Linked DNA regions of Mus musculus: regions 2, 3, 4, 5 and 6 are each linked to region 1. Evidence: chromatin loops called from intact Hi-C (ENCODE). Cell type or tissue: left cerebral cortex. All regions are shown on one strand.

Evidence for each region. Hi-C counts contacts between places; a loop is a spot of excess contacts. Peaks named below come from ENCODE experiments on the same cell type or tissue, not always from the same donor. Only the 100,000 strongest peaks of a DNase experiment are listed, where the experiment ranks them.
Region 2: a loop joins it to region 1, with 2.0 times the contacts of the local background. A loop is called at or near these places in 2 of 42 quality-filtered maps.
Region 3: a loop joins it to region 1, with 2.8 times the contacts of the local background. A loop is called at or near these places in 8 of 42 quality-filtered maps.
Region 4: it touches region 1 in a loop (2.9-fold over the local background); 8 of 42 quality-filtered maps call a loop at or near these places.
Region 5: a loop joins it to region 1, with 2.0 times the contacts of the local background. A loop is called at or near these places in 2 of 42 quality-filtered maps.
Region 6: a loop joins it to region 1, with 2.4 times the contacts of the local background. A loop is called at or near these places in 5 of 42 quality-filtered maps.

The regions. Positions count from the first base shown.
Region 1 is chr2:113,214,823-113,219,822 of GRCm38, forward strand. Ryr3 (ryanodine receptor 3) reads right to left here and starts at 2,261. Exons shown (of 104, transcript NM_001319156.1): 1 at 2,118-2,261. The coding sequence starts at 2,168. In left cerebral cortex, a CTCF peak has its summit at 2,589; DNase peaks (open chromatin) are centred at 1,595, 1,764, 2,118 and 2,486; H3K4me3 peaks cover 1,979 bases; H3K27ac peaks cover 1,416 bases.
Region 2 is chr2:113,017,515-113,022,514 of GRCm38, forward strand. The region is part of intron 2 of Ryr3 (ryanodine receptor 3); the gene reads right to left. Among named protein-coding and RNA genes, the nearest start is that of Ryr3, 200 kb to the right of the region's middle. In left cerebral cortex, no CTCF peak of the experiment used is centred here; a DNase peak (open chromatin) is centred at 2,581.
Region 3 is chr2:112,813,708-112,818,707 of GRCm38, forward strand. The region is part of intron 38 of Ryr3 (ryanodine receptor 3); the gene reads right to left. Among named protein-coding and RNA genes, the nearest start is that of Gm22676, 320 kb to the left of the region's middle. In left cerebral cortex, no CTCF peak of the experiment used is centred here; a DNase peak (open chromatin) is centred at 2,430.
Region 4 is chr2:112,797,812-112,802,811 of GRCm38, forward strand. Ryr3 (ryanodine receptor 3) reads right to left here. Exons shown (of 104, transcript NM_001319156.1): 41 at 3,492-3,621; 42 at 2,174-2,277. Among named protein-coding and RNA genes, the nearest start is that of Gm22676, 300 kb to the left of the region's middle. In left cerebral cortex, a CTCF peak has its summit at 2,349 (motif pointing right); DNase peaks (open chromatin) are centred at 2,348, 3,662 and 4,840.
Region 5 is chr2:113,006,738-113,011,737 of GRCm38, forward strand. The region is part of intron 2 of Ryr3 (ryanodine receptor 3); the gene reads right to left. Among named protein-coding and RNA genes, the nearest start is that of Ryr3, 210 kb to the right of the region's middle. In left cerebral cortex, no CTCF peak of the experiment used is centred here; DNase peaks (open chromatin) are centred at 2,516 and 2,795.
Region 6 is chr2:112,819,988-112,824,987 of GRCm38, forward strand. The region is part of intron 38 of Ryr3 (ryanodine receptor 3); the gene reads right to left. Among named protein-coding and RNA genes, the nearest start is that of Gm22676, 320 kb to the left of the region's middle. In left cerebral cortex, a CTCF peak has its summit at 2,963 (motif pointing right); DNase peaks (open chromatin) are centred at 696 and 2,921.

The sequences.
Region 1 (5,000 bases):
TGGGAGTTAAACTTAACATTACATAATAACAATTACCAGCAACTTGCTGGGTAGCCACAGCCAAGCCGTTTGATTTCCTGTACCTCTCTCAGTTCCAAGCAAGAATAAGATGAAGATCATACTTAAGATTACCTCATGTAAACTACCTCACAATCCTTTAAAAAAAAAATCCAGGTAATTTTGCTGAAGAAAGAATTGGTTTTGTCATACCTGGGAGTCACTCCCTGGTGACCTCAGCTCTCCTTCTGAGCTGTGCAGATACTCAGCCCTCTGCAAATGAACTATTGATCAGGGTGCTTGAGCCCCACAGAGTCTCTAGATTGGCTTTAAAAAGAGTTCCATTTACTCTGATCTCCAGAAAACTGGTGAGACAAAGTTAAACAACCACTGCCATTTTAAGCCTTGGCTACAGGTGTTCTCAACTACAACAACACTGCCCAGTACAGAGAAGGCTGGGAAGATGGCTACCGAAGCTAAGACAAGCAGCCTACATGAAATGAAGACTTGAGGTCAGGCTTCGGATCTCTAACCTTAACTCCTTGAGTCTCATCTTCAAGCTGCCTCAAGCTGCCCAAAGAAAATTTCCTCAATTATCTGTGCCTAGACTTTTAATAATAAACAAACAAACAAACAACATGGCTGAAGAGGGCACAAATCCAGAAGCACCTGTGCTGTTAGTCATTCACTATTGAGGACACCTGTTGGAGGAAAAGCAAAAGGGTCCCACGGGGCTCTGGGAAGAACAGGTAGTTTGCCGGGCCCTGAGACAGTGGGTGGGCTGTGTACAGTGTAAAGATGAACCAGGACAAAGTAGACGAGCTTCTGGCCTCTCGGACGTATTAGGAGAATGGTTGGTCTTCTCTGTCCGTCAAACAAGACCCAAGACTGAGCCTTGACCAAGGAACTGTGTTTGAAGAAGAGACAATGGAAGTAAGGATGGGTCTGAAAATTATTAGAAGGAAACTGCAAAGCAAGAGGGAACGTTCCAAAAGATGGACAGAGCAAAGTTGTCGTCCTCTATGACCAGGACAGAAAGAAGCAGGGCGCTCTTAAAAAGGACAGTGCAAGGTAAGATTTTCATTCTAATTCTCCAGACCTACCTACCTCGTCACCTAGCACTTATAAAGCATTTGTCAGTTGCAAAATATTATGGAATTCACTATTTCATTTAATTATCTTTCATGAAATGCTAGTTACATTTGCCTCCATTTTACACGAGAGGAAACTGAGGCTACGTAGAGAAGATTATATGAATTGTTCAAGGTCAGGTGGCTGAAATCAGCCCTAGGAAGCAACCTGCTGCCCCCTGTCCTTCAAGGTGGTCGACCACCTTGAGTTGTTAACTCCCGAAGGGGAAGACAGGCATAGCAGCGCTGGACTTTGCCCCGTTCCCCAAATCTGGGATGGAGCATTGCCCTCCATCCAGCGCCAAGAAGGGGACCTGATGACGCGGAGCCACAGACCGGGATTTCCCCATTCTGCAGGGTTCTTGGGAGCCTGGAGCACAAACAGTAGCTCTCACACACCCGCGGGTGAGTCAAGTAAGGTTTAGCAGCAGTTGCTGAATAGAGATTTAAAGAGAAGGGAGACGGACAGTACTGGATGAATTCCCTTCTGATCAGTCCCTACATTGCCACCAAAAGCAGGCGCCCGGTTTCCAGACCGGGATCCCCACTCTCGCCCCTGCCCCATTGGCTCCTTTCTTGACTGTCCCCTAGAGCCCAAAGGCAGCTCGAATGAGGGACCCGGCAAGGTGTGGAGGTGACAGGAGGCCGGTTGTGGAACACCTCTGATCTTCTGGGTCGGAGGAATCACAAGCCAAGCTCAGCTTGAAGTTTGAGCATCAAGGGTTTCAGACCAAGTAGCGAGTTGCCCGGAGAGCGAGCAGTCCCGGGTGGGAGACCTGAGAGTGTGAGGTGGCAGCACGGAATGAGGGGGAAAGGCTGAAGAAGGGGCCCCTTTCCACTCAGCCCCTCACCGCGGAGAGGTGGCTGGTCCGCCTCTGCAGCCTGCGAGTGCGGAGAACGCGCCCCGCACCGCGGCGCAGCGCAGCCCCTCCTCACCGCGCCGCGCTCCTCCCCACCTGCCCGCCGCCTCGCCCGGCCGCCGAGACTCACAGTCCTCAGGAACTGGATCTCATCCTCGCCTCCTTCTCCCGCTTCGGCCATGGCTCCCAGGGCGTGCGCTGCGCCCCAGCCTCGGGCGCCTCTGTTTCCCCTAGGCAGCGGCGTGCGCTGACTGCTGCTCTGCCGCTGCTCTTTCTCCTCCTCCTCCTCCTCCTCCTCCTCCTCCTCCTCCGTCCTCCTCCTCCTGCTCCTCGCTCAGCCTCAGCAGCGCCGAGCTAATCCCCGACCATATAGGGAGCTGGGCTAACACTTGACTGCACTGCAGAGCGCCAATGCCAGGCGAGCAGCCCGCCCACCCCTCTCTCCTCTCGCCCCAGCCAAGTGCGCGGCAGCCACGGACTCCGCGGACAGCGCAGCGCGGCGCGCGCCGGGCGGGTGTGGGGCAGAGCTAGGGACCCGGGCCGGAGCCGTGGAACCTCCCCCGCACCGCACGGCACCGCACATTCGGTGGAGACGCGCGCCCCGCGGCGACGGGAAGATGGCTCTTACACAAAGGCCAGTTGCTTAGATTCAGTGCCCCCAAATTGGGCACAAACCCTCTAGATTTGTCCACTTTGCACGGTGCATGTGTGTGTGTGTGTGTGTGTGTGTGTGTGTGAGAGTGTGTGTGTGTGTGTGTGTGAGAGAGAGAGAGAGAGAGAGAGAGAGAGAGAGAGAGAGAGAGAGAGAGAGAGAGAGAGAGAGTAAGTATTGGTTTCATATTTGGGTGGGAGTGCCCATCTGGAGCAGGGCGCTGACCACTCACCACCTCACCACCCATAATGGGTGTTCCTTTTTCATGCAGCAAGGAGAGACTGAGGGTGACTGCTCATCCATAACAAAGTTTGTAACCCCGTGGGTAGCTCTTCTTTAGAGAACCCATTCACTCTTTAAAATTTGATAAGGAGAGGGTACAATAATCAGAATGCACAGTACACGTGCATGAAATTGGCAAAGAACAAACTCAATAAACGTTTTGGTTTTGTTTTTTGTTTTTGTTTTTTTAATCTGATAAGGACACTACACCCCCATTGAATAGAGCTTCACTAGCCCCTGGGAGCTTCAAGAAGCTGTCCTCAATTTGGAAATCAGATGGCGTCAGAATTGTTTCTTTGTGCCCACGCTTACCCATACTCTGCACTTTAGAGCTAGCCCTCTGGACTCAGGGGAGTGTGAGGCTGCTGAGAGCACACAGTGTGTCCTAGGAGGCTACTAATCCTTACCTGACCTTGGGTGGATTTTTTAGGATTTGGGAGCAGTGAGATTGGTCCTCTAAAAGCACAGAGTGCAGGGTGTCCCTTCTGTATGCTGGTCAAGTAGTTTCTGGGCAAAACAAAAATGTTTTAAAAGAAAGTGCCTCAAGATGTAGGTGAGTAGCAGCTCTGGGTCTGAACCTACCAGCTCCTCTAAAGGCTGCCTGGAATACAGCATGCCATCCACACATTGTGGCACTTTACCTTTCATGCTTGCCTCTATGCCCAACCTTTGGATAAAGACTCTTGTCTCCATCACTGGCAAGAGTACATGTTGATAGATGAAAGGCCGAGGAACGCCATCAGCCATGGCTAGAACTTCAGCAGAACCCAGGGAACAGTGAAATACTCTCCGGGTGCTTGAACCATTGTAAGTCATCAAGGAAACCAAGAGCAGTTGACTAGAGGGGGGCCGTGTGACGGACATGGTGGCTAACTGACAGCCTATGGGGCCAGAGAAAATCTTTCCTTTTAGTCCGTTCAGCACTTTATACCTTTTTACATACAGCGTTGCTAAGTGCTATATGTATAACATCTGAAACCTGACTAATGAAATAAAATAGAGCTATATCTAATCAATACTGCTTACTTGTCCTACAACAGGGACTCTTAGGTGTGTTTTATCAACGAGAATAACAAAGCTTTAGAACATTAGAGAAAATGGCCACCATCATATAAATAAGCATCTCCTTTGCTATGCATTATTATCCATGGTGACCAGTTACCCAGATGGTGTTAATGGGGCCGGTGCTGTGTCCTCAATTCTAGGAAGGCTGGTTAGTTTCACTCAATTTGCGAGTTAAGGACCTAGCCCCTTCACTTTGACCCAAAACCTCGTAAAACCTTGTTCATTTTGCCAAAAGGAAGAAGCCATTGAATATAGAAACCAAATTATTCATGGGGACATAGAAACTAAGAGACCTCATTTGATTTAAATACTCTCTGCCCCGGTGAACCTATAGTAAACTGTATAGACCACTGAAATTAGCTTCAACGCCATTTCTCACCACCTCCAGCAATAACTAATCTTGGTTGGCACACCTGTGAAGAGGAAACCTCAGCTGAGGAATTACCTCCATCAGATTCACCTATGGCCAAGTCTGTGGGGATATTTTCTTGATTGCTAATTAATGGGAAAGGGCCCAGCCCACTGGGGGAGGGGTCGCCTTTGAAGACCCGGTCCTTGTATAAGAAAGCCAGGTGAGTTTAAGTCAGTAAACACCAGTTCTCCATGGTTTCTGTTTCAAGTTCCTATGTAAGTGTCTAGTTTGGAGTTACTACTATGGTGATAAAACACCATAACCAAAACCAACTTGGTGAAGAAAGAATTTATTTGGCTTAAGTTTTCACATCACTGTTCATCATTGAAAGAAGTCACCACAGATGTTGGAGATCATACCGTGAGAAAGTAAGCCTTTTGCAGTTTCCCACCCTAATAAGCCAAATGGCCTTGTGTTGGGAGCCAGTCACCTCCTCCTCCCTATCCCTTCCTGGCACCTAAGACTCTAAAAGTTTGAATTATAGTCCCCTCTTCCTTATCTCTTCCAGACTCCCAAGACTTCTAAGGACCTGAGTTATGTGCTGAGCCCAGCTTGACACCCCAGGCTGCCAGACTAGGGGTGGCCACATCCACAATGAGCAG
Region 2 (5,000 bases), 200 kb before region 1:
TCTGGATGCCTAGAAGCGCTCTTGTGGAAATTCCTTCTTTACAACAGGATTTTTATATCTGACATCCCTGGGTCTTAGCTAATGGTGGAGGAATATGATGCCAGTAAGAGTAATATGCTCTGAATGAATATTCAAAATAAACTTTTCCGAGGCAGTGGGGGCAACACACAGCATTTTAAAGATGAAAAGGTGTGGATTGATGGCTATATGCAAGTGAGGGCAGGCACAAGATAAGGTGAGAGCCTGTGATTGGCCAGTGGAAAAGGTAGGCCGGTGGAGATTTTTGGAGACTGCAGGAGAGCATAGAAAGAGAGGGAAGAAAGGACGATTCCGATTCCATGTTGCTTTAAAGAGCCACAGGTATCTATGCATATCATATAAGGGATGGATAATTGCAGGACAATTTGTCTTATCTAGGCGGGCAACTTATACCAATATCAATTAGCTCTGAGTAAATTGTGTGGACGTTTTGTGGGGTGAGCATTTACTGATATAAATCTGACTTGTAATTCCAAGCCTCTAGAGTCTTGATTTTACCGGGTTACGGGGATTTGGAACTGCTGACCACAGGGGTTGGATGGCTGGGAATGTGAGCAGAGTCTGAGTCAGAGAACTGAGAGATGGGCGGTCTCTGCTTGGGGCTAGCCATGGAGGCAGTGGGGTCTCCGGTGCCCAAGAGTAGCCAGTGAGAGCAGGATGGTGCAATTTTTAAATATTTCCTGCAACAGAAAGGCAGCCAGGTACTATTCATATGGACTTATGCTTCCTCATAAAGGTACAGATCTGTTCACTGGCTGTTTGTATAAACAGTGCTATGTGGTCAAAGGCTTGAGTATGTTGTTATCAGAATATCTGAAAAGTGAATAGAGGAATTCCAGAAAAGAGAACCATCACAGGTTACTGTCAAGGGTTTGAATATTGGTTCAGGATATACTGTAAGGTATGCCAAGAAAAACAACTGTTGGAATGCCAACTATGAGCAAAGACTCAAGCATCTACTAAGCTCTAGGGTGGCGAAATTTGGTGTTGAAGAGGGGCTTAGAAAACAAAGACTTTTTATTGAAGCCCAGAAAAATTAAATTCCACACATAAGAAGTATACTCTAAAGTGTGTGTGTGTGGGGGGGGGGAAGGAAGCTAAAATACACCAGGGCAGTATAAGAACAAGTAGGAGACCCATCCATAATTTAACTACTTTCTAAAACAAGATACAATCTTCCAGGGGAAGATAAAAGGAAGCAGAATAATTACAAAAGTACAATGTCCAGAATACAGCTATGTTTCTTAAAAAGACACTAAAAGGAAAAAAAGCATCAGGAAGCCTGAGGCTGAAGTAGTAAAGCGTAAGGCTAGCCTATGCTACTCAGTGGATGGTGAGGCCAACCTCTGCTACACAATGGAACCCTGTTTTTGTTTGTTTGTTTGTCATTTCAAATGCTATCCCAAAAGCTCGCTATACCCTCCCTCCGCCCCGCTCCCCTACCCACCCACTCCCGCTTCTTGGCCCCGGCACCCTGGTTTTTAAAAAGAGAAACATGAGAGATAAGAACAATCAGGCAACCACCAGAAACAGTTATTAAAAACTAATACTTAAGGGCTTTAAATAATTATTATAAACATAAATTTGTAGGAAAAAATGGAATGGTCAGTGAATAGAAAATCTCAGGAGAACGTGCAGAGCTCTAACGTAACATTTAAAAACAAGGGATCAAGGGATCAGCAGTTAAGAGCATTGATATCTCTTCCAGATAGCATGGGGTTGATTCCCAGTGCCCATATAGTGACTCATAACCATCTGTAACTCCAGTTCCAGAGATCTGATGCCGCCTTCTGCCCTCCACCAGCATGTCACACATGTGAGACAGGAAAAACACCCACACACATCAAGAAAATCTCAAAAACTTCAATTTAAAGCTAAAATTATCTAAAATAAAAATTTCTTAAAGAGGTTTAATATTTATAATAATTAGACAATTGAGAAACATAAAACAAAACGTAAAATAAATCAATAGGAAGTAAACTAAAAGAGAAGTTAAATAAATAAATAGGAAATAAATCTAAAGGATAAGTTAAAATATGTCAAGAATGAACACGTAGGCAATAATTGTGGAGCAATCTAAAACAACCTATCTTGTAAGTCACTGGTTTCAGAAAGAGAGTAAGCTGAAATATTTAAAGTCATAATGCCCCCTTGTCCCCATTCCAAAGTTGACAAAATAAAATAACTTAGAGAGCCATAACACTCAGAAAAACTCAAGTGGATAAATCTAATGTAAACCATCTTCACGTACATCTTTCAAATTGCTAAAAATCAAAGATAAAGAAAAATAGTGAAACCTTCTACAGAACAAGACTTATTAGACAGAGAAGAAGAATGGTATTAAAAATGAGAGCCAACGTCTCATTAGAAACAGCAGAGGACAGATGACCGTGAACAATCATCTCTAAAGTGCTGAAAGAAAATAAAGTGAAGCTGAGGCTCTACATCCTAAGAAAATAGCCCCTAACAGTAAGGACAAAACGGAGAGCTTTCAGTGGAACACGGTGTGGGCGGCTTTGTTTCCAGCACAGCTGCAGGAGAAGAAATACAGAAGGCTTCCTTCAAACTGAAGGGAAACGCTGCCAAATAGAAATCTGCGCACCTAGAGAAAAGTAGGAAAAGCACTAAGAATGTAATTATGCTGATATAAAGACTCCTTTCCTCTTTTATTCTTTCTTTAAAAGACAACTGGCTATACTAAGAATGTAGGGTATGACATCTTATACCATGTGAAAATAACATACCTAGCAACAGCACAAAGGACTTTTTTAAGGCAGTGCAGTATTGAGAGAAGGGAGACTATGACTCATTAAGGATTTTTATCTTGTTCTTAAAGAAACTGCTCAAAGCTTACACATAAAATGGTATAAGTATATGTATAAGTACACAGAATCACACACCTGTAATCCTAACACTTAGATACAAGAAGAGCTAGAGCTTTGCTTATCACAATAAATGTAAATAGACTGGACATTTTATTAAACAGTACAGGTTTTTAAATGGAGCAGGACTGTTTTTTTTTTAATATAAAGAAAACATTTCAAAAACAGTCACATAAAGACAAAATCATGTTGGAAACAAAGTAATAGAAAATGAACCATGCTAAGGGGAAGAGTAAAAATGTTTCTAACTATATTGATATCAATCAAAGTATTACAAGACCAAGGATAAATAGAATTATTTGGTAAGAAAGTGATTAATTTATCAATAACCAGTAAAACTCCTAAATGTATTTGTGCCTAATAATAGAACTTTAAAGGCTGTGAAATGAGGCAGACAGAACTGGAGGGAGAAATCACTAAGTGAGTTTTCCACAGCGCTTTACAGTGATTTGCAGAACAAGAAGATCAAAGATCAAATTCACTATTAATATGCCATTATTTGGGTACTAGGATAAACCACCTTGGTATTCATAAAACATTCTGTCCAATGGCTTCAGAATACAGTTGTGCATCTACAACATGAGGCATTTACCAAAATAGACCATACATACACAGGGCTAGAAAATGAGTCCAAATAAAAATCAAAGACTAAACATCTACAGAATCAGTTTTCTGAGTACATTGGAATTAGAAAACAGTATCATTTGAAACAGTATCAGTTCATTTTGCTTCTTAAAAATGTCTACTCACTGCCTAATCCTTTTGTGGTGGGTGGTTTGAATGAAGATGGGCTCCAAAGGTTCATATGTTTGAATAGTCTCTAGTTGGCAGAGTTGCTTTGGGAAGAGTTAGATGGTGTGGCCTTGTTGGAGAAAATGTATCACTAGGAGTGGGATTTGAGGTTTTAAAAGCCCACACCAGGACCAGTCTCTCCCCATTCCCTCTCTGCCTCCTACTTATGGATCAGATGTAAGCTCTTAGCTGAGCCCTAGTACCATGCCTGCTTGTTCGCTTTACTGCTTCCCACCATAGTTCTGGACTCAGCCTCGGAAACTGTAAGCAAGTTCCCAATTAAATGTGTTCTTTATAAGTTGCTTCGGCCATGTTTTTTCTTCACAGCATGAGAAAAATACCTAAGACACTTTTATATCTGACTTTCTTTTTCTGGTTATCCTTACTTTTTTCCTTGAAATGTCCCAATGCAAATGTCCCAATCCTCAAATTCATGCTTTGGTAATATAGTTTTAATTAATTTAATTCATTACAGGAGCATTTTAACTGAGTGAGTCAGCATTTCCTAAGCCTCTGATGTGTGTCTGGTCCTGTGAAATGGATTGTAAAGGCTTATAGCACTTAGGATGTACAAGGCACTGGTACAAATCTCTTCCTAATTACAAACTCATATGCCTCCTTAATAGTTCTATCGGGTGAATGGGTACATCCTTTTTATTTTTGTAGGCTAACATGTAAAGTAATGGCTCTATTATGGCATTTTTGATACACATACGTCATTACATTTTGTTCTGATTCACCCCACCTCCCACTGTCTTCTGACATTTTTTGCTGTTCCTGTTCCTTCTCACAAAACTATACCTTCTTCTGCTTTCATGTCACATGTATTCCATTACACTCTCCTCGCCAAAGATCTTTATCTGCATTCTCATGCTTTCTTTTATATTTTAATAAATATGTATATGTATTAATGAATTTCTATACCTGTACGTAGAGTCTGTATATGAAAGAAAACATGATATTTGTCTAATATATTTAACATAATCTGTTTCCCTATAAATGCCCAGTTTCCATTTTCCTCATGGAGGAATAAAGTTTCATTATATCACATTTCCTTTTATTCACCTTTTTCACCCATCTTCTGATAGGCATCAGAACTAATTCCAATTTTTGTGATCACAGAGTACAGCGATAAATGTGGAAGTCTAAGTATCTCTATGGTTAGACTTAAGAGTCCTGTGCATACTTGGGATGGTATAGTTGAGTCATGTGACAGCTCTATTTTTAGTCACTGTAGGAACCTCTACACTGATTTCTATAGTGGGTTACCCTTGTACCAGCAGAGTG
Region 3 (5,000 bases), 400 kb before region 1:
TTCCCTGATGAGATTATTATTATTAATACTCTAATGCATTTAATTTTTGCAATTAGTGTAATTACACATAGGCAACTTACTCAGATACATGACTGACACGTCACATTTAAAATGATTATTCAAGCTATCTCACAGGGCCGTACGCTGAAGGCACTGTGTTTCTTAGAAAGACTTAACACTCCAGGGAACATGGGGGATGACAATAGTTTCTTCACTCCCTGACTTTTGCACTAGTCCTGTGTTCTGCAAAAGAAACAGAGTGTCTTCCCATCCGAGCTTGATTTAGGACACCCACTTGGGAGTGTCTGATTCAGTTGTTTCCTGTGCACCACCAGTCATTTTAGAACCTGCTCCTTTGATTTCAGAACTCTAAGCTGTCCATATGTGACCCTTACAGGAAAAATCACGAATCATCTACCATTGTCACAAGACCTCTCCTTTAACTACCACAAATAAAAAAGGGTCATTTGCTCTCATGGTGCAGGTTTCCGTCTTACAACTGCAGGGGTCTAGAACTTTCAAATCCTTTTCTGAATATATTTTTTCTTTTCTCTCCAAATTTAGATCACAAGGCAAATGGTCATCACTCGATGAACTCCATGCTTCCTATCAAAGGGAATGTGATGGCCACTGGCAAAGCAAATCCCACACCTGTACTGTTAAATTGCTGAGAATAGTCTTAAATCTGGGACAGCTTGGAAGAAACAAATTCCAATTACACCGAGGAGATAGAATAAACGAAACTACACTGTACTGAGGTTAATAATGTACTGAGGTTTATAATGTTCGCAGTACAATGGAACAGAAAATTCTGTGTATTTAAACAATGTGTACCTATTTAAAATCCCAGGTGATTGAAAGTCAGCCTGTGGTATGCTGTAGACAACCAGAGGCATGAACAGGTGTGGATAGTTTCCAAGGGAAGGCTACCTGTTTGTATTCTAAGAGGGCAAAGAAAGAGGATGGATCTCATTGGCTGGGGAAGTGGAGAGGAATTCAGAGGAGCTGGGGAAGGGGAAACTATAATCAAAATATAATGTATTAAAAAACTATTTTCTTTTTTAAAAAGATTTTATTTATTTATTATATGTAAGTATGCTGTAGCTGTCTTCAGAACTCATTAAGGATGGTTGTGAGCCACCATGTGGTTGCTGGGAATTGAACTCAGGACCTCTGGAAGAGCAGTCAGTGCTCTTAACCACTGAGCCATCTCTCCATTTTCAATTAAGAAAAAAAAGCATATATAGGAGACGATGATTTACTATATCAGTTCAGCACTTGCCAACAGCCTCTGATAGGCCCCCAGCTTAAGAGGCTGTCATGGCGATGGTGGTAGTAATTGTATTTTTGAACTCTGCTTTCTGTTTTCCTATTATTCTTAGATTGAACAATGGACCCCCATCCACTAAAAGACCTCCATATCCCAATCTGCAGAAGTTGTGTTACCTCACAGGGCAAAAGGGACGCGGCAGATAACACTAACTGAGAGATTCTGAGTCAGAGGGATTACTGTGGATGACTTGGGGGCTTATTTCATCCCAAGAGTCTTTGAGAGAAGAGGTGAGAGAGTCAGCGGGTCTTAGTGGGGATGTTCTCTACCCCACTAAGAAGGCCGTGGTCCTCTAGAAGGTCAAAGGGCAAGAACTGACCCTCTAGGAGGGCAATCAGGCTCAGTCACTTCAGTTTGATAACCTCTGAAACTGTAAGGTAGTAAGTTTGTGCTGTTAGGGGTGTTGGTAGGTTTGTGGTTACTTGCTACAGAAGTGATTAGGAAGCTTGCACACTGTGATTCTAGGTCTTGAGTAGAGAATTTTTAAAACTTTTTGAGGCTAAGACTCTCATCAGGTTGTTCAAAAAGCTGAGGTCTTCATCCAACTGGCCCAGAGCTTAAAGCTAAGCCAGACTTAACATTAAGCACAAAGAATAGCTGTGGACTGATGGACAGCACGTAGAGATCATACAAAGTGCTTGCTATCTTTTTCATGAAGCCAGGTTTGCCTCTACCTCTGAAAATCAAATGCCATTACAACCTACATCCTACTGAGCCCCTCCACTGAGAAAGGGGTGATGCTGCAGGCGATAGACAGCATATACACCACCATGTAGAACTCACCTGGCTCTTCTGTCTTAAGAGTATTTAAGTCCCTGCTTGGGTAGGGTCCCTCTCTACTCTGTGGTTAATATTTCTCAAGGATCCAACTTTATTTCAAGCATAGGTTCTATCAACTTGAGTCACTCAGAATCTATTTTTTAGATCAAGTTGTCTGGTGCATCATGGATTGGCTTTTGACCAACTTTTCTAGTCAATCAAAGGTGGTCACAGAGCCTGTAGAACAGCAGGAGAAGCTGTCTTGCTCATCATCCTTTTGACACAGTAAGGAATATATTTGAAGCCCATTAAGACTGTAGCTGGCATCCCACTGCTCATCTAAAAACAAAGTTGGAACAAGTGGACTGTGGGAAGTGGGCACAGCTACTGGCTCAATCCATCCCAGCAGATGGCTCCATCTCTAACTCTACAGTTACGTCCGTTGGTGTGGCCCCTCTCTGCCTCCTCTCCCATAGCTGGGTTTTCTGTTTCTCGTTTGCTAAAAGCACTGACATGCTAAATGTGGAAAGTTCATATGGCCTATGCTTTTTACACTCAATGCAGAAGCTTAGGTGAATGAGGAGTTCTAGCCTCAGAGTATTAAAGTCAGCACTATTTTATCAAACCCTTCTTCGTTACTTTTCTTTTACATATAAAGAAAACAAACACAGAGAGGCTAAGGACTTACCTAACATCACAGTTATTAAACGGTGATGCCCCAGGCTGTTAGAATCTATTCCTTGTATTTTATCATTTCGAGTTATTTACCTTCATAACCCTCCGAAAAATAGATATTTTATTAGTACCTTAAACTTACATTATGCCTACTGTCTAGACACTCTCTTAATAAGTCATGAAATAGAATCAGATGTAAAATCCTGAAACCTATAAAGCTTTAGTTCTTTTTCCTGACATTCTTGGTCAGATTACTTTCTTAGAATCTCATTTTCTTTACCAATAAAATAAAATCACCCTATAAAATTCCTCTTGGAGTACAGTAGTAAAATCCCTGGGCAGGGCCAGCTGTGTGTCCTCAGACAAGTCAACCACCTCTCTGTGTCTCTGTCTGCATCTGAAAGTATATGTCTATGAGATGTGCTGTGCTCTTGAAAGAGTGGTAATAATTTATTCAAGCGGCAAATGAAAGCCTGTAGCTTCACTGGGCTAAATGGGTAAGCAGCAAGATTTTACTACCACTTTTAGTGTCCAATTTCAATGTTATTCAGCTTGCTTTTCCTACGAGTAAAGCCTAAGATTGAAGAAATAAAACAAAATCTCAAAATTCCAGCAGTTCCTGATGCCAGTAAGTGGCCATTATCAAAGCGTCAGTGCACACCACTAATCACCTAGATGGGGGAGTTGAGCTCTGGGAACCGCATGGCCTTTGTTGTGATGATTGTCCTGATTGCTTGTGGAGAGGAAACTGTCTGTCAGAGGTCACATGGCATGGTCACATATTCTCCATTCAGCTACCAAGGTTTACAGGGGAAGGGATTCCTATCCTATGTGTTCTCTATCTTGGAGCTTCTTCAGGTCAAACATACCAAATGATCAAGTATCTATTGCTTAGCAATGCAGAAAGCCAGGGGAAAGTTAGATCCATGAACATCAAGGTCTCAACTTTAGGCAAGTTAATCAGGTCAATTTCTCTGTGCTTCTCCAATGTTTCTCTGGCCCAACATCTACAGTTGGGACCCATTTACCTTATTTAACAAGACCACAGGCTGGGAATGACACTTCAAGGTGGTCTGAAAGGAAAGCAAAAGCCTGTAAGATTCTGGCACATTGTTCTTGGGTAACTACCGTGTCTAATGTGTGTTCCTGGATCCCAAAGAACATCCACTGGTGCTGAGGTTGGCTGAGGGCTCTCAGCATCAGCACATGCCCCGGCTCTCCACGTACTTTTGGGATGTACATACTTGTTTTTATCTGTTCTGGCTTCCCTAGCCTAGGAATAGGGCAAGACTTTCAGCTCCTTGCCAGTTATCACACTTCTTTTGCAATCATTATAGCCACATGCTAGCTAGCATTTCCTGCGTGTTCAGCAACGTATTAAGTCCTACACTGGAATTAACAGTCAGTCCCCATCACCATCACCTAAGGACAGAAAGGACAGATGTCATAGTGAACACATTTCCCTATCGTCATGGCTCTTACAGCTTAATCCTCCCTTTACATTTTGTTTAAGTAAAGAACATTTCAATTTCTTGAACAGAAGTGGGTTCTTGTAAATAGTACGTCTGCTAAGGCACCCAAGGGAGTGAGAGATACGCATGGGATGTGGAGGGCTTTGGCTGTTTATAACAGACTATGGACTCCACAACTGAGTCACACTAGACTGGCTACCTTGGAGCCTAGCTTTCAGGGCAGACTGTGCGCAGTCATCTGGCTGCTGCTCCTGTCGGCTAAATCTGTCTCTGTATTTCCCTTCCTCTGTTTTATAGTGCATCTATGTGTGCTTGTGTACATACATGAGTTTGTGTGTGGAGGTACACGTGTATGCACAGGAGTGTGTGCATATGTGTAATCATGTCGGTGGAGGCCCTACGTCAACCCCAGGTATTGTTTACCTTGTTTCTTGAGACAGGGTCTTTCACCGGCTAATATAATATAGCTAATATAATATAGCTAATCTAGTAGGCTAGGATGTCTGGACAGGTAGCACTGGAGATCAGTCTATTTCTGCCTTACCAGGGATGAGATTATAAGCACACATCACCACACCAACATTTTCCCAAGGACTCTAGGGATCAAGCTCAGGTCTTTGGCTTCCTATATGGCTTTCTTTTGTTTCTTTGTATTTTGAAAATTTTATTGGATATTTTCTTTTATTATTAAATATTTTCTTTATTTACATCCTTTTTCCTGGTTTCCCCTCTGAAAACCCCCTATTCCCTTACCCCTCCCCCTG
Region 4 (5,000 bases), 420 kb before region 1:
TACAAACATGCAAAACAAAATGTCCTCATCTTGAAGTTTATAAAGTGTTGTTTTGGACTGCATTCACACCCCTCTTCAACTGCATTTGACCTGTAAGCTGTGGGTTGGGCTTATCTGCAAGAGAGCCAACCCAATATTTGGTTAATGGTTGCTATTTGTCTTCCCTAGGTCTTCAAGATTTAAACACTTCTCACATCTTCTGTGTCAATATTAACTGAAGTCAGCACCCACTCATGCTTGGATTATTGAAGGTAATTCTTGGCAATTCTTGCCCCAGGTCTTGTTTCTATCCAGTTAATTTCCTTACTGAAGCCTTCTAAACCACACAACATACTGTGCTGCTCCCTTGCTGGGGGCCTTTGTGTTTCTATTACTCATGGTTCTCCAGGGATATGCCATAATATAATTAGAACAAGCATGGGATCTTGAGCTTAACTTTAATTAATTTAGTTTCCCTGTGGCACTGAGGAATGACATAGTCTCCATACCTCCATTTCCTTTCCATGACTTCTGAACAACAACAACAACAACAACAACAACAACAACAACAACAACAACAGTAATGATAAAACTTGTTCTGAGGGTCACACAAGTGAACTTCTATTATAGTAAAGTCCAATTTCTGGCCATTCCCATCATCCTTCTCACCATACTTCCTTGTACTCTATGCTTCCACCATGCTTGGTTTTCTGCTATCCTGGACATGGACTTTCCTGGCTAAACCCTAAACACTCCTGGCATGTTTCCCCAACAATATAGCTAGCTGATTAGCTTCTGCTCATCCTGTTGGAGTAATTATTTAATTCTGACCCTGGGTTTCTACCCTACCCTTGGTTATTGAGTTCCTGGATAATTAAAACACACAACCTTTATATTTACAATAAGCCTTAAGGATTATTTATGTTTAAACAGCACAATAGCTAGGCAGATGCCTAGTGTCTATGCTATTAGAATCTACTTTCCTATTGATATCCCAGGTTATTACTTATGTTTCATCTGGGCTGCTCTTAACTCCAGTTGGGCAATCTCAGGGCCACATTCTCTTGACTACTAACCCATGGTGGCTTTTCTTTTCTCCTCCTGCACTTCTTATTCCCCTTCTGGTCTTCTTCTGACCCCAAGCCCATGAAACTTAAGCCCCTCCTATGTCTCTTCTGCCCACCTATTGGCTGTTGGCATCTTTACTTACCAATCAGAAATAACTTAGTGGCGCCACTTAGTGTCTTAAGTTCAGACTCTCTCTTCTTGGAGGCCCACACTTAGCATTTCAATAAATAGCGAAAGACCAAAACTCAATACACCCCTGTCATTGCATTCTCTTAAGTGTCTGCTTTTTTCCCCTCGTTCTCTCAAAGCTGCTCACTGTAGAGTGTGGATGGCCTTTGCCCTCTACCACTCTCTTCCCACCCCATCAGGGTTGCTTTCCACATTTAGGACACAGATGGTTGGTTTTATCAGCCATTCAGTCAAGCAAGTAATTCCATCGTGGAAAGATTTCCAATCAAATACTTACTGAAGTCTCACCAAAGCACACTATGGTTATTTTCTTTTTTAATAGACTTAAACATTCCACTTACTAATTCTTAATGTAGCACCCCTAGTAAAGATATATACAATACTCGGTACCGAAAGCATAGACCTTTCTAGAGTGCTTATTCTAACTCATAGAGCATTGCATCTTTATTAACACTGGACAGACCCGCTTGGCCATCTCCACTATCAGGAACTGTATTCAGAATCCCAGTAGAGGGCAGCTACGTGCCTGTGTGCAGCATACTGACTTCACAGCTTCCTGTTAGGTCTCTTTCATATGTGGACTCATGAGTTAGATCACACGGACACATTTTCTTTAAGATCCACAGGCCTCCAAGTGATATTCCATGTAGACAGGTGGAACGAGCTTCCACCTCTGAAGAACAAAAATGTCCACACTCTTATGCCTAAGCAGCTGGCTACCTTTGCTCATACATGATCATGCATGACCATAGTGGTGCCATCTTTGCTCATATAGGATCATGTATGACTACAGTAGTGCCAGGCTCTCATAATATACCACATTTTTACTAGTATGAAGTGGGTCTGAATGCAAACTCAGACATTGGCTTGTTTATTCTGTGCGGCTGCTATTGAGTTGGGAGAAAAATAACACATTGTTTTCCCAACAACTAGTTACCTTCTCAAGATCCGGTTCTTCTAAGCCCAGTGCTAGTTCATTATTGTCCATCACAGAGGAGGCTGCCACATCCAGTGGGGTGGACCCCCTCATCGATGGGGACGCTGAGGGTGGAGCAAAAAGAAACTGGCCATTAAGGCTACCCTGGTCTGATCTGAGACTGCAGTGCACAAGCATGAACACGAGAGGGCAGCAAATACATTGAAACCTGGCCCAAGTGGCTGTTCTCAGAGGGCTGCTGGCTTTAGGAAAGTTATATTTGTTTTCCTTCCTTCTCACATGTATACTAATTAACTCGAAACTACTCTGCAGAGTGGGTTGCGACTATGTAGTTTCGAGTACCGTTGTAACACAAAACAGCTTGGGGTCTCCACTTGGTAATTACTCAAACGACTCAGAGGTTCCCTCATTGTCTGGGCTGAAATGAGTTGGAAAATCTTGGAGTTACCACTTGGAGTTTAAAAATAGTCCCCAACTGCAGGAGTTCGTAGAGTTACATTAGTGTACTAATGTTGTCTGTGATATTTATTTTTGGTTTGTTTAGCTCTTAGACTATAATTATTAAAAACTTCAAATGGCAGCTTACAAGGAGGAGGCAGAGGAGGAGGAAGAGGAGGAAGTAGAGGAACAGGAGACTATTTTAGATAGCCTGAGGTTGCATTTGATAAACGAAACAACAACAACAAAAAAGGAAACAAAAGTAAGGTTTCAGATTTCAAGTGCATGGGTTTGTGTATTCCATAATTCATTTGGTTTATATCCAACATGGTTGAGTCAGGTAACACAGTGAGTTGCTTAGCTCACAGTGGTGATGAGCTACTATTTGTCTACATCCATTATCATGTTGTTCATCCATAGCTGTTCTTGGCCAGTCTGCTACGCTGCTAAGGGCAGAATTTGCTGTTTGGCTGGTGGGCCAGGTCAGGAATGACTCCTGCAGCAAGCTTGCCAAGAAAGGATTGGATGCATGACCTTGGTCTTAAGAGCTCGGCTCACTGATCAGCTGAGTGGGCTGGGAGAGATGTTGCCCTCAGATTACATTCTCAATTCTAGACAGAATTTTAAAAAGCACAGGCCACTGGGCCTGAGAGGGGAGATTGACTCAGTCACCAATGCAGCTACTAGCAACAACTATACACAGAGTGGAGAGCTCAGACATGTTTGTACACATTTGGTTTTAGAATAGGCCGGCTCTGGTTTTGCACATACATGTATCATAGAGTACATGTGGATCCTTTCCCCTTTTCTCCTAAGTAGTCAGGAGGAAGAGTGGATGCCTGGGTCCAGAGGTGGGAATTATAATTCGTGCCACACATACCTAGACCCACACTACTGTTCTCCAGCAGGTAACTTAGATGCTCAAACATGGCCTTCTGATTTTGCCGGCTAATTCGACAGAAATAGCAAAGGAAGCGACAGCAGCTAGCAACCATCTTTGGGAAGGCAATCTGTGGGCAGAAGCAGAAGTATTAGAGAGGCAAATCTCTCACAAGGCCTTCATGAATCTTAAAAAGGAATCTTAGGTTGAAGTCGCACAAGCTATGAACTATTTGGAACATGAAGTTTTTTCTTACACCTCTTCCCCCTCAGACATTTGTAGGAGGAACAGAACACAGAATGCCTAAGAATGAGGCTTCTCAAAATATTGGATATTGGCTATAGTTCCCCAAGATCTTTCCTTCAAAGGAAAACATCCACCAATTATAACCTTATATGTTTCCTTATAAGTCCCATGAAAATGTATGAACCTGCCCATTGTTTCCAGCTGGAATGAGCAAAATTCTGAAAGGTGATATCAGAAAGAGAGTAGGGAGATCGTAGAAAAACATGGGCAGTTAGTCCATTAAACCTTGGATCCTCTGAGTCATGGGTGCCCCACGACCCCAACAGTTAAGAAAGTCTGAAAGGCAACATGCTCTGTTTCTGTGAACATGTCCCTAAGTATGTGCTCCCAACCACTGCTCTTCTGTAGGTGCCTAAGGCACTTGTCACCAGATGCACACAGGTTAGCATGGAGATGTCATCCTTCATTCCTTGATTTGTGTGCCTTCCCTGACTAACAATGTGATTCCCGTCTCTTTGCCAAGCTAGTTTGGACCTTACAGAACTCAAACAACAATGTCAGAATTCTAGAAAGACCTTAATTTTACCCCTTTAGAACCATGGGAGGGGGGGTGGTGCTCTAAGAGACAGTTCTGAAATCTACAGTCAATGAGACATCCTGATGTGCTTAGGGAAGTTCTGTGGAGAGATTTAGCTTTCCGAGAGAGAGAGAGAGAGAGAGAGAGAGAGAGAGAGAGAGAGAGAGAGAGAGAGAGAGAGACAGAGAGAGAGACAGAGAGAGAGACAGAGAGAGAGACAGAGAGAGAGACAGAGAGAGAGACAGAGAGAGAGACAGAGAGAGAGACAGAGAGAGAGACAGAGAGAGAGAGACAGAGAGACAGAGAGAGGAAGGAGGGAGAGGGAGAGACAGAGAGAGGAGAAGGAAAAGAAGAGAGAGAGAGAGAGAGAGAGAGAGAGAGAGATATTGATTTGAAACCATTCTCTATATATTACCCTCCAAAGTCATGCAGTCTAGGTCAGTTAGTAGATAAAATACACCCTGCTGCATGGAAGGACTGAGCAGCATCTGGTCCCTACCACCCACATAAAAGCAACGTGGGAATAGTGGCCCATCTGTAGTTCCAGTCTTCAGGGGCAGAGACATGGGATTCCCAGAACAATCTGTTTAGGTAGACTATCTGAATTTGTGATCTCTGGGTTCAGTGAAAGACCACTTGCCTCTATAAATAAAATGGAGAGGAATCTAGAAACATAATTTATGTCA
Region 5 (5,000 bases), 210 kb before region 1:
AAGAAAAGTATATGGTGAGTTAGGCTTTTTCTTAGCTTCTGAATTTCTAAGAAAATACAAACAAACCAACAGTGTGTTTTATAACCACATTTAGAAGTAGGTCAGTTGAGATATAGAGGAATTTGACAACAAGTAAGCAAAGAAGTATGTATACAACCTATCAATCCAGCTGTCTCTCTGTGTATCATCTGTCTGGATGTCCATCAACCAGCCAACTTACCATCTATACATTTTATATGTATCAATGTACCTATCTACATAGCTTGTGCCAAAGATTGAACTAAATGTCCTTTAAGTATAATTTAATTTAACTCTTATCTCAAAGCCCCATTGGGGATGAGATTGCAGCATTTTATTTATGAGGAAACTGAAACTCAGAAAGGCTGAAAGGCTTCCTGTCAACCACATCGCTATTCTAAGTATATAAACCTATGTGGTACAATATAGCAATTTGTTCTCTGTCTCTCTGTCTCGTCTCTCTCTCTCTCTCTCTCTCTCTCTCTCTGTCTCTCTCTCTGAGTCTGTCTGTCTCTCTGTGTCTCTGCCTCTGTCTCTCAGTGTGTGTGCGTGTGTATGTATACAATATGCAGTGATCAAATCAGAGTAGTTAAAAAGTTTCATCTCTACAAACACTTTAAATTTTTATTAACATGTAATAGTTATGCTTATAAATTGGGAGCAGGGTCATATTTAAAACAGGTATACCAGCCGGACATGGTTGGCGCACGCCTTTAATCCCAGCACTCTGGAGGCAGAGGCAGGCAGATCTCTGAGTTTGAGGCCAGCCTGGTCTACAGAGTGAGTTCCAGGACAGCCAGGGATATACAGAGAAACCCTGTCTCAAACAAACAAACAATCAAACGCCCAGGTATACCATGTGCACTAATCAATTCAGGTAAAGTTAAGGTTTTCATTTCATTACTTTGTCTTGGGGACCAAGAAGCTCCTGTCTTCCAGTTATTCATAAAATTTTATCAACTTATTATGAACGATTTTCTCTCCATCATTATTTGGATCATTTATCTTTTAAATTTCAAACCCAAGTTTTCAACTCACTCTGCATCAGTATCCCAGAGGAGAAAATGAACTTTGTAGAATTCTAATCTCAGTAGGCCACCTGTCTCTCAAATCTCATGCTTTAAAATGAAAGTCGGAATTTCATACTAGTTATTATTATTATTATCTCAGAATGGCTTGTCCAGTATGCACTGGTCACTGGGAATGTAAAAGTGCAGACTGAAAATTCCTGGCAGGTAATATTGTATCTGGCTTTGTGAAGTTCTAAAGTCGAAGACCAGTTATCTAGGTAAGCTTTCTATTTATTCCAAGAGGCAATTAAACTCTGCCGATGATGGACCAAGTTCCAAACATAGAATATTTGTAAATGCTAAGTCTGTTACATCCTGATTTGGAAGAGAGTTTGCCTCTTTCTGTTAAGAACTATAATCAAGAAATAAAGTAAAAATGTATAAAAACTTGTTATTAAATTGGTTTAGCTACAGTAAAGGATAGTGAGTCTTTTAAAAGATATATATTCATGTATGTATGTACACTATTCAAAAAACTTGAACTCTAAGGTTTTACTTGGCCATTTCTCTCCAATCTAAAGGAACATAAAATTGAAACTTATAGATAGAATGCTTTAGCAGAGATAGTCAGGAAGAAATCAAAATGAGGCAAAGAAATCTTTGTGATGGTTGGGGAACCTACCACTGGGATGCAATGCTGTCAGTAAAAGCCAGACTCTAGGGCCTTAGTGACTCTCAGGTGACTGAGCTGTCCCGAGAACCACAACACCAGGTGAGCCTGGAAATTGAAGCAGCCACAGACAGAGTAGAGCCTGCAGGTGCTGCACGGGCCATAGTTCACTCTAACCCAAGAGAGAATATTCAGATAGAAAGGCCTGGAGTATGCTAATCATGTGCAAAGGGAAAGAACACTATCAAATGCCAGGACGTGTTGCTCATTAACAAAATAAAATTAAAGATCTTATGACAGCAAGCTTCAGTAAACATGTACTTTGAAAGGATGCTTGCTGAAACATTTAAGAGATGCCACTGTCACTGGGAAGCAAGGAACCAAAAATTCAGGGAGAGTAAATTCCCACAAAAGTCTTACTGGGAAAAACCAATCTAATGTGATAAGTGAGGAAAAGCTGCTTATGACATGCTCAGACACCTTAGCTGTCTGAACCATTCTGGTGGACAGAGCCAGTGAAGTCCAGAGAGAATATTTACAAACGTTAAGCGATGGTGATGTTTGTGATACCAATTTCTCTTGGAAATGCCCAGGGATTTTTTTCTTTTAAACAAAAGCCAATGTAAATATTAGTTCGCTCTGGAAATACTACTGCAAAGACATGGTTGCTCAGTAATCTCCTGGGGAAGGCTGCCACACACCATACTTCTGGGACCTGTCTCCAGGAGACAACTGCAGTAAGAGTAAGCCGTATGACTGTGAGGTGGGTCTCTGACTCATAGTCGAGAGATTCTGCAGAACAACAGAACCAAATAGGCAAAAGCAGGTCCCGAAACGCTGCTTCACAATTTAGAGCCTTTTTAAAGTCACTTCACTTCTCAAGCATAAAAGCTTACGTCAAATAACTAACCCCGTCAGGAGGGATCCTCTCTGACACGGCTGTAGCTAGAAGGAACACTGAGGTACCCTGGAAACCAGCATTCTGCCAAACATCCACACTTTCTGGCAGTTAGGGACAGTGTTATCAAGTGTCTGTGGAAATCAATGCTGCAAATCTCATGCTCTTAAAAATAAGAAAGAGGGGGAGAGAGCCAAGGAATAGGAGAAAAAAACCCATGCTGGGCAGCTGGTTTATAAAATGTCTTCTGGGAAAAGCATAAGTGACAGGTTGCATGGTTGATTTGGTTCTCTATTGAGCCAACGTTTTCCTCCTGCCTGGCAGTACATGGCTGGCATGTTAAACAACTAAGCTGCCAATAGATGGCAACTTGAAAACTTGTGGCATCTAGGAAGGCAAGCTGTACTGGTAAGCAGCCCTAATACCTATAGCTGATGTGAAGCGATCGCTAAAGCACTGACTTGGCTATGGCTCCAAAATACATGAAAATGTATAAAACGAATATAGAATATGCAAGGTGTAAAATTGGAACTTACACCTGTGGATAGCTCGGGTCCTACAGCAGGTTCTGTAGATGCCTAACAGGCACCTGGCATCCCTGGCTTTCTAGCTGTCACCTGGCATTGTGGAGAGATATTCTGTAGGTGCTTTTCTGAAGAGCGTACACATCCAAAACGTACTGAAAACTAGAATGGAAGAAAGGCAGATTTTTCCAATAAGAGGCAGGCTTGTGGATCAGTTAGGGGGTCTGAACGTCCATCCGGGAGAAAGGTGAGGCACAGGGTGGTGGGATTGGGATAACAAAAGCTAACAAACATGGGGAGACTGATGGAGTACAGCTAAGTGAAAAGGGGAGAAACAAGGTCTAGCTTCAAGTTAATGCCTTAAACTTCCATTAGTGTTCATAGGGGGCACAGGGAACACCATTCCCCTTCCCACATATTCACTTAACCTTGTGTCCTAGTTATGATTGCTCTTGCTGTAGAGTGAAACACCGTGACCAAAAGTAACTTGGGAAGGAACGGCTTATGCATCCCAAGTCACAGTCCACTGAGGGAAGCCAGGGCACAGACCCAAATAGGGTAGAGACACGGATCCAGGTCTTTCTGCATCAAAGCCACCAATGAATGCTGCTTACTGGGTTCTATCCATGGCTTGCTCATCTGGCTTTCTTACAGCACTGAGCACCACCAACCCAGAGGTGGCACCATCCACAATGGGCTGGACCCTTCCACATCCTTACTGACTTGCCTAACATCTTATCTTACAGAGGCAATCTCTCAGCTGAGGTTCCCTCCCCTCACATGACTCAAGTTTATATCAAGTTGACATAAAAACAGCCAGGACAGCTCTCTTCCTTTTGGGTAGTAATGAAGTTGTTTCTAGAGACTACAGAAAGCACACTGAGGCTTTTCTCTCCTGACATTAAGTGGATGTTCCCAGAAGCAGCGGGACGAGGGAATGTAGAGTGCTTGGCCTTCTGGTTGCATAACAGAAAGAAGCTAGAGAATAGCATGAGGTCCCCAGCAGAGCTGAGATGGTGGCACACTGGAGCAGAGGGCTGGCAGGAGACAGGCACTACCCTCTCCTCATAGCTGCATGGCTCTTCAGTACTACTTGCTGCTCTGGGAGCATCTTCCAGGCCCTGCCTGGCCCTGACTGCTATATTAGAGCTCCACGAGACTCACAGACACAGGACAGATGTGGACAAAAAGCTTGAGGCAACTAAGTGCTAGAACAACACCTTGGTTTCCAAATATTTAGAGCCCCATCCCCACCTCATCCCTAATTCCTTCTTCAGACTCTTAAACTGAACCAAAATTCCAAGGTAGACATACTTTTTTTTTCCCACCCCCTACATGGTATTTTTGTTTTTAGGGAAATAAGCATATGACTACAAACTGAGTTCTGGCCTTTGAGAAGTTGGCAAGAAAAAAATGGGCAGATATTCATAAAATTCACAGTGTTCTAAAGTCTTTGTGAAAATAAGTTTTGTAAATATTTTTCTCAAAGATAGAACAAGTCCTGTTATCTCTCTGCAGATAACTCAGTTTCATTCCCTTCAACTATCTACTAATATCTCAGACAAACCATCAGTTCTAGAGATTCACATTTACAAGGGGCATGTATCATTCAACATAGATAAATGTTTAAAATACAGCACAGTTAGCACTACTAGACAGTGGCTGCAGGAAGTGAGGAGGGAGTACTATGGAGGGAGAGAGGCTGGAGAGGAACAAATAACACTAAGAAAGCTGAAAAAGTAATGTAGAGGTCTACTTATTTATAAGTTCACTAAAATAGAATTAAAATGAATTTGAATGGAGGTACTGTACATGGAGAAAGAATGTTCCTCCCAGAAGCCACAAGTTATTATATAAAAATCCCAGTGGTGGCTAGAAGA
Region 6 (5,000 bases), 390 kb before region 1:
AATACAGTCAGTTCTGACCCTGTATCTTTCTCAGAGCTGTGCTTCTCTGCTTCTCTTTTGCTACCCCTTTCCCTTTTATGAACTATTGTGATTACTCTGGTTCTAATAGTCCCTATTTCCTGACCAACACTTAGCTGGCCAACATCTTTAATCTTATCTTTAACCAGCATTCTCCTTCACAGTCAACATCTTATTTGTATATTCCATATTTTTACATGGCCCGTTGCTATCATCCGAGGTATAATACTGTCTGCTACAGTCCTTATTCAAGTTATATCACCCAGAACATTTCTGTCTCCTTGGCTCCAATGTCTCCCTGAATGAAATCCTTGATTGAGAGATTATTTTTCTCAAACATACTGGTGCTCCAAACAGCACCTGGAATATGGGAGGTAATCATCCAATATTTGAAATTCCACACTGTGTCAGATATGCTTTGCATATACTAAATAATCTAATCCTTATAATGACCAAGCGAGGTAAGCATTCACTCTCTTTTCACTTTACAGGCAAGAAATACTGAGACACAGAGCCAGCATGTATTTAACCTTACAGAAGCGATGCAGAGCAAGACTGGAAGACTTGGTTGTTTAACTCTCCAGTCCTGTTCATCAGAACCCTTTCATTACAATTGAGCAAACTAATGATATACAAGAAACATAAGGCTGGAGAGATGGCTCAGTGGCTAAGAGCAGTGGCTGCTCTTCCCGAGAATCTGGGTTTAATTCCCAGCACCCACACAGCAGCTCCCACAGTTACAACTGTCTGTAACTCTAGTTCCAAAGAATCCAACACCCTCACACAGGCCAGCCAAATAGCAATGCATACGAAATAAAAGTCAATTTAAAAATGAAACTTTCACAATTGTGGGATGTAAAACCATGCCAGGAAGTTTGGTAAGGTAGAGCAGGTCGAGACATCTGAGGCTTAGGTGACTTCTAGCTCCCTGCCAGACTCCTGACTTGGAGCGTGTGCCATGCTTCTCACATAAAAGAAATGTGTCCTGTGGTCATGTAGGGTCATGCTAATGAGGCACCTAGAGGCCCAGGGCTTAGCCAATAAAAGTTCCTCTTCCCAGACATTCTTTCCTACAAAAGGTATTTACTCTCAGGCCTACCCTGAGAAGTGGGGTACAGTTTTAGGCATCCATTTTCCACCATGACAATAAACTGTTTAGAACCATGGACTCTCTCTTTTCATCAAGATCTTCCATGGGGAGCCATGAAGAAGGACTCATCTACAGAGCCAAAGCCTAATCTCCAGTAGAAGGTCTCTCTGTAATCCTAGCTATAACCGCTACCAAGACTGCCTCCACCAAGATAAGGACAGTCATTCCCACTGGGACAAGCCAGAGCTCCTGGTGCCTTGGGGGCTTCCTGAAGCCTGGAGTAAGTCCAGTCAAACTCCCCATGCTCCGCCTCCACATGTAGCTGTGCCCTGTGGTGGGGCAGATGCAGGCCTACAATCCTACATACACTGCTTACAGAAGACACGGTATTTTTATATAAACAATACATATAGTGATATCAATGTCTTAGATCAATGCCACCACATAGAGTTTGGGTAAGATATTTGTCTTTAATTATAAAATAGGGATAAGAGTGTTTGCTTATGTGAGAAGCAATAGTATTTATAGAGGGGCTTATGGCACAGGGTAATGTGGGTACCACATATACACCAAATCCTTCATCTATGCAGTTACAGGGCCTTATACGGCACAAGGCCTTATACGGCAAATGAGAGCACTGTATTGGTGAACTGGGTTTTACTAGCAATCCTTTGAGGCACAGTGTTTATATCCTCACCGCATCCCATTCGGTTCCCCATAGACTCCAGCCCACCCTAACTTGTCATCCCTGGATTCAGCTTGAACTTTCCTGTCTTTTGTCATTCTTGTGCAGAGTTGTCAACACAATGCTTTTCTTTCCTATTTTATCTGCTTGTTCACATTCTTACAACACGTTTCCAACCCCTCCTCAGGACATAAATTGTAATTTTCTTTGAATTTTATTATTACAACCCAGCCTCATTACTGTAAGAGTTATCTATCCAGATCTAATTTCACTTTTATAGTCAAGGCTCCACTTTCTATGTTTGTGAGTCTTAAAGTGAATAATTTGCAATTATAGGTTAAAAATTTTAGGTCAATGGAATGAATATAGAAAAAAAATCCTCACATTAAGACTCAGTAAGGAGAGGTAAATAGAAGCCCCACATAGGGAGGGAAGTCGCTCAAAGTTCAGACATTACACGACATGCTGAGGCAAGAGGAAGAGGAGCAAGGTTAGAAGAAAGACTTCACAGAGGAAGGATCACTCTCTTCATGTTGTGTGTGTCTCTGTGTCTGTCTATCTGTCTGTCTGTCTGTCTATTTTTTCCTCTCTTGTGTGTGTGTGTGTGTGTGTGTGTGTGTGTGTGTGTGTCCATCTGGCTTAAGGAACAGCTATTTGGAAAGAATTTAGAAATTTTAGAAAGGAAGTCTAATGATATTGCCTGAGCCATCATGAGATTTATTTTCTAAAATTTCTAAATTCTAAATCCACAGAGCCCCTTCTATTGGTGTGGTGAACTCATTTGGTATTCATTTGTACCAGAGCCCAGGCCTTATTCTGGTTATAAAGAACACTTTTCTCTCCTCAGGAGTGTTCATAAATAAGCTGTAGCATTCAACTGGAGAGAATTTTGGTTTAGAGCTGTTATACCATTCAGTGACAAGGCAAATGCTTCCTCAAGTAGCAGCTTTGGGACTTGATGGGACTCCTCTGGTCTGGGCTATATCAGAGGAGTGGCAGAGGAAAGCAAGCATGTCCGGGGAAAAGAATGCCAGCTCAGGGCTGTGAGAGGGAGGCAGTGTTTGTGCAAACAGCACAGGCTGAGAACAGAAGGCATCGTACCTCCTTCAGACAGACTCATTCCTACATCTAGTTCTTAACACTGCTCTTCACTGCTGTATTACAGTGGGTCAGCACAAGGTCTCTCATGTCAGCAGGGGGCCCTGTCTCCTTTGCTTGCATTGCTTGAGAGACTAAATATCCTTTGAGGCATTTTACAGAGAAGATGAGGAAAATAATCTCCCACGGAGAAGGCATAGGTACATCACATTTTATCTGTAAAATCTGATAGCTGATTTTCTTTTCTTAACTTTAGAATTCAAGAGAAACAGCTGCTTGATCTCTTCTGGAGAAATAACTCAGTTGCTACAGCTACCCATTTATATTTAAAGAAATTCTGTTTTAACGGCAGCTTGCAGTCCAGTCTTAGCATGCAAGCGCTCTCTCTTACGAATTTGCTAGACAGAGACATAAAAATATGACCTGGTATGATGGGCTATTGCTATATTATTTCATTATTATATAGCTCTTTGATAATAGGGACAGTTTTCATTGGTGCCACGACTTGTAGTTAATTTCAGCAAATCTCTTTAACACAGAGCTACTTAGCAGCATTCAAATGAATGTCAGAACAGTATTGTTCTCCCTTTCCTGAGACCATCTGATCCTCACCAACTGCTCAGAAAAGCAAATTTCAGGGAGGGGTTACCACCACCTCACCTGGCGGCTTCTAGTCCAAATCTTTGGCATCACTGACTTTTAAGCGCTAAAATTCTGCATGCTTTTGGGCTCTGACTTTCATTGCCAATGATGACTCAGAGCAGTTATTAATCTGCTCAGACATAGGAAACAGCATGGCACTGTAGGAAGAGAAGAAATTTTTGACCTGAAGGGAAGTCATAGCTTCACTTGACTCAGTTATCTCAGTTAACCAGTGGCCAGGAAAAATTTCTGGATCCAAGAAAGAAAGGAATCATTGAACTGGTATCTCTTGATTCTTTTGACTCCTATTTCCCTCACTTGAATAATGAAGAAATGAAGATGCTAACATCATTAATAACATTAGTAACTAGTATATGTGGAGGTGTTTGGTAAATTCACTATAATCACCTAAATTCTTTTTATTTTGTGAAGATGAATCACATAAGGAATGACATAGGCAAGTTATCACTAATTAATAGGATTTTAACCATTTTTACAATTGGCTATGGTAAAGGAATTTTAATTTAGCAACATGGCTATTCTGGTAAGGGATTGCATTCAAAGGTCTATGTGATCTGGCTGAAAGCAGCCATGTTTGAAATTAAAGGGCAGACAAAGTGTATGGATTCTATCCAAAAAGACAGAACATGATCTGTCTGCTCTGGTGCTGAGGTACAGTTGTGTAGGAAGTAATCCCTGGTGTTTGAACCCCTCCCTCCACAGAAGGAGTAGGAAGTAATCCCTGGTGTTTGAACCCCTCCCTCCACAGAAGGAGTAGGAAGTAATCCCTGGTGTTTGAACCCCTCCCTCCACAGAAGGAGTAGGAAGTAATTCCTGGTGTTTGAACCCCTTCCTCCACAGAAGGAGACTGTTCAGAGGCAGATGATGAATGATTTCATCTGACTGACTCGGTTCACTTAACATGACATGGTCACTTTGTGGGATCCCTATCCATAAGACACTGTCAAAAAAAGCATCCACTTCCAGAATCCATTCGCAGCAGGTTATATAGGAGATATGTGGGTCAGTACAAGCTATTAGCACTTATTTGGTGGCAACCACAGAGAGTCTCTAGTCACTTTTTTTGTGGGGTGGGGGCTCTACAATCCAATCGGCTTGAGTTTATCAAAGCCAAAACATGTGCATGGCTATGGGATAGGACTGACCAGGACTGCCAGAGCCATGTTACCATATGTTCTCTCAGAGGATTGAAAGCTTCCACTGATAAATTGGAATAATCTACTCCCCTCAGAGACATTCTAACAAAGATGGGCGATTAATATAAGGGCAATAAGATGTGTGAACCCCCAAAGTGGTGTTTCCACCTATCATATCTTGACAGTCTATTTCTCTAGTAGATGATCTGAAAGTGATTTCCAAGATAGATAGGTGTAGGGAATAAGATAAAAAGTAATGACATTAAACCTGGGACATTTTTTTCTTCTTTAGACAAATGATAAATTTGCC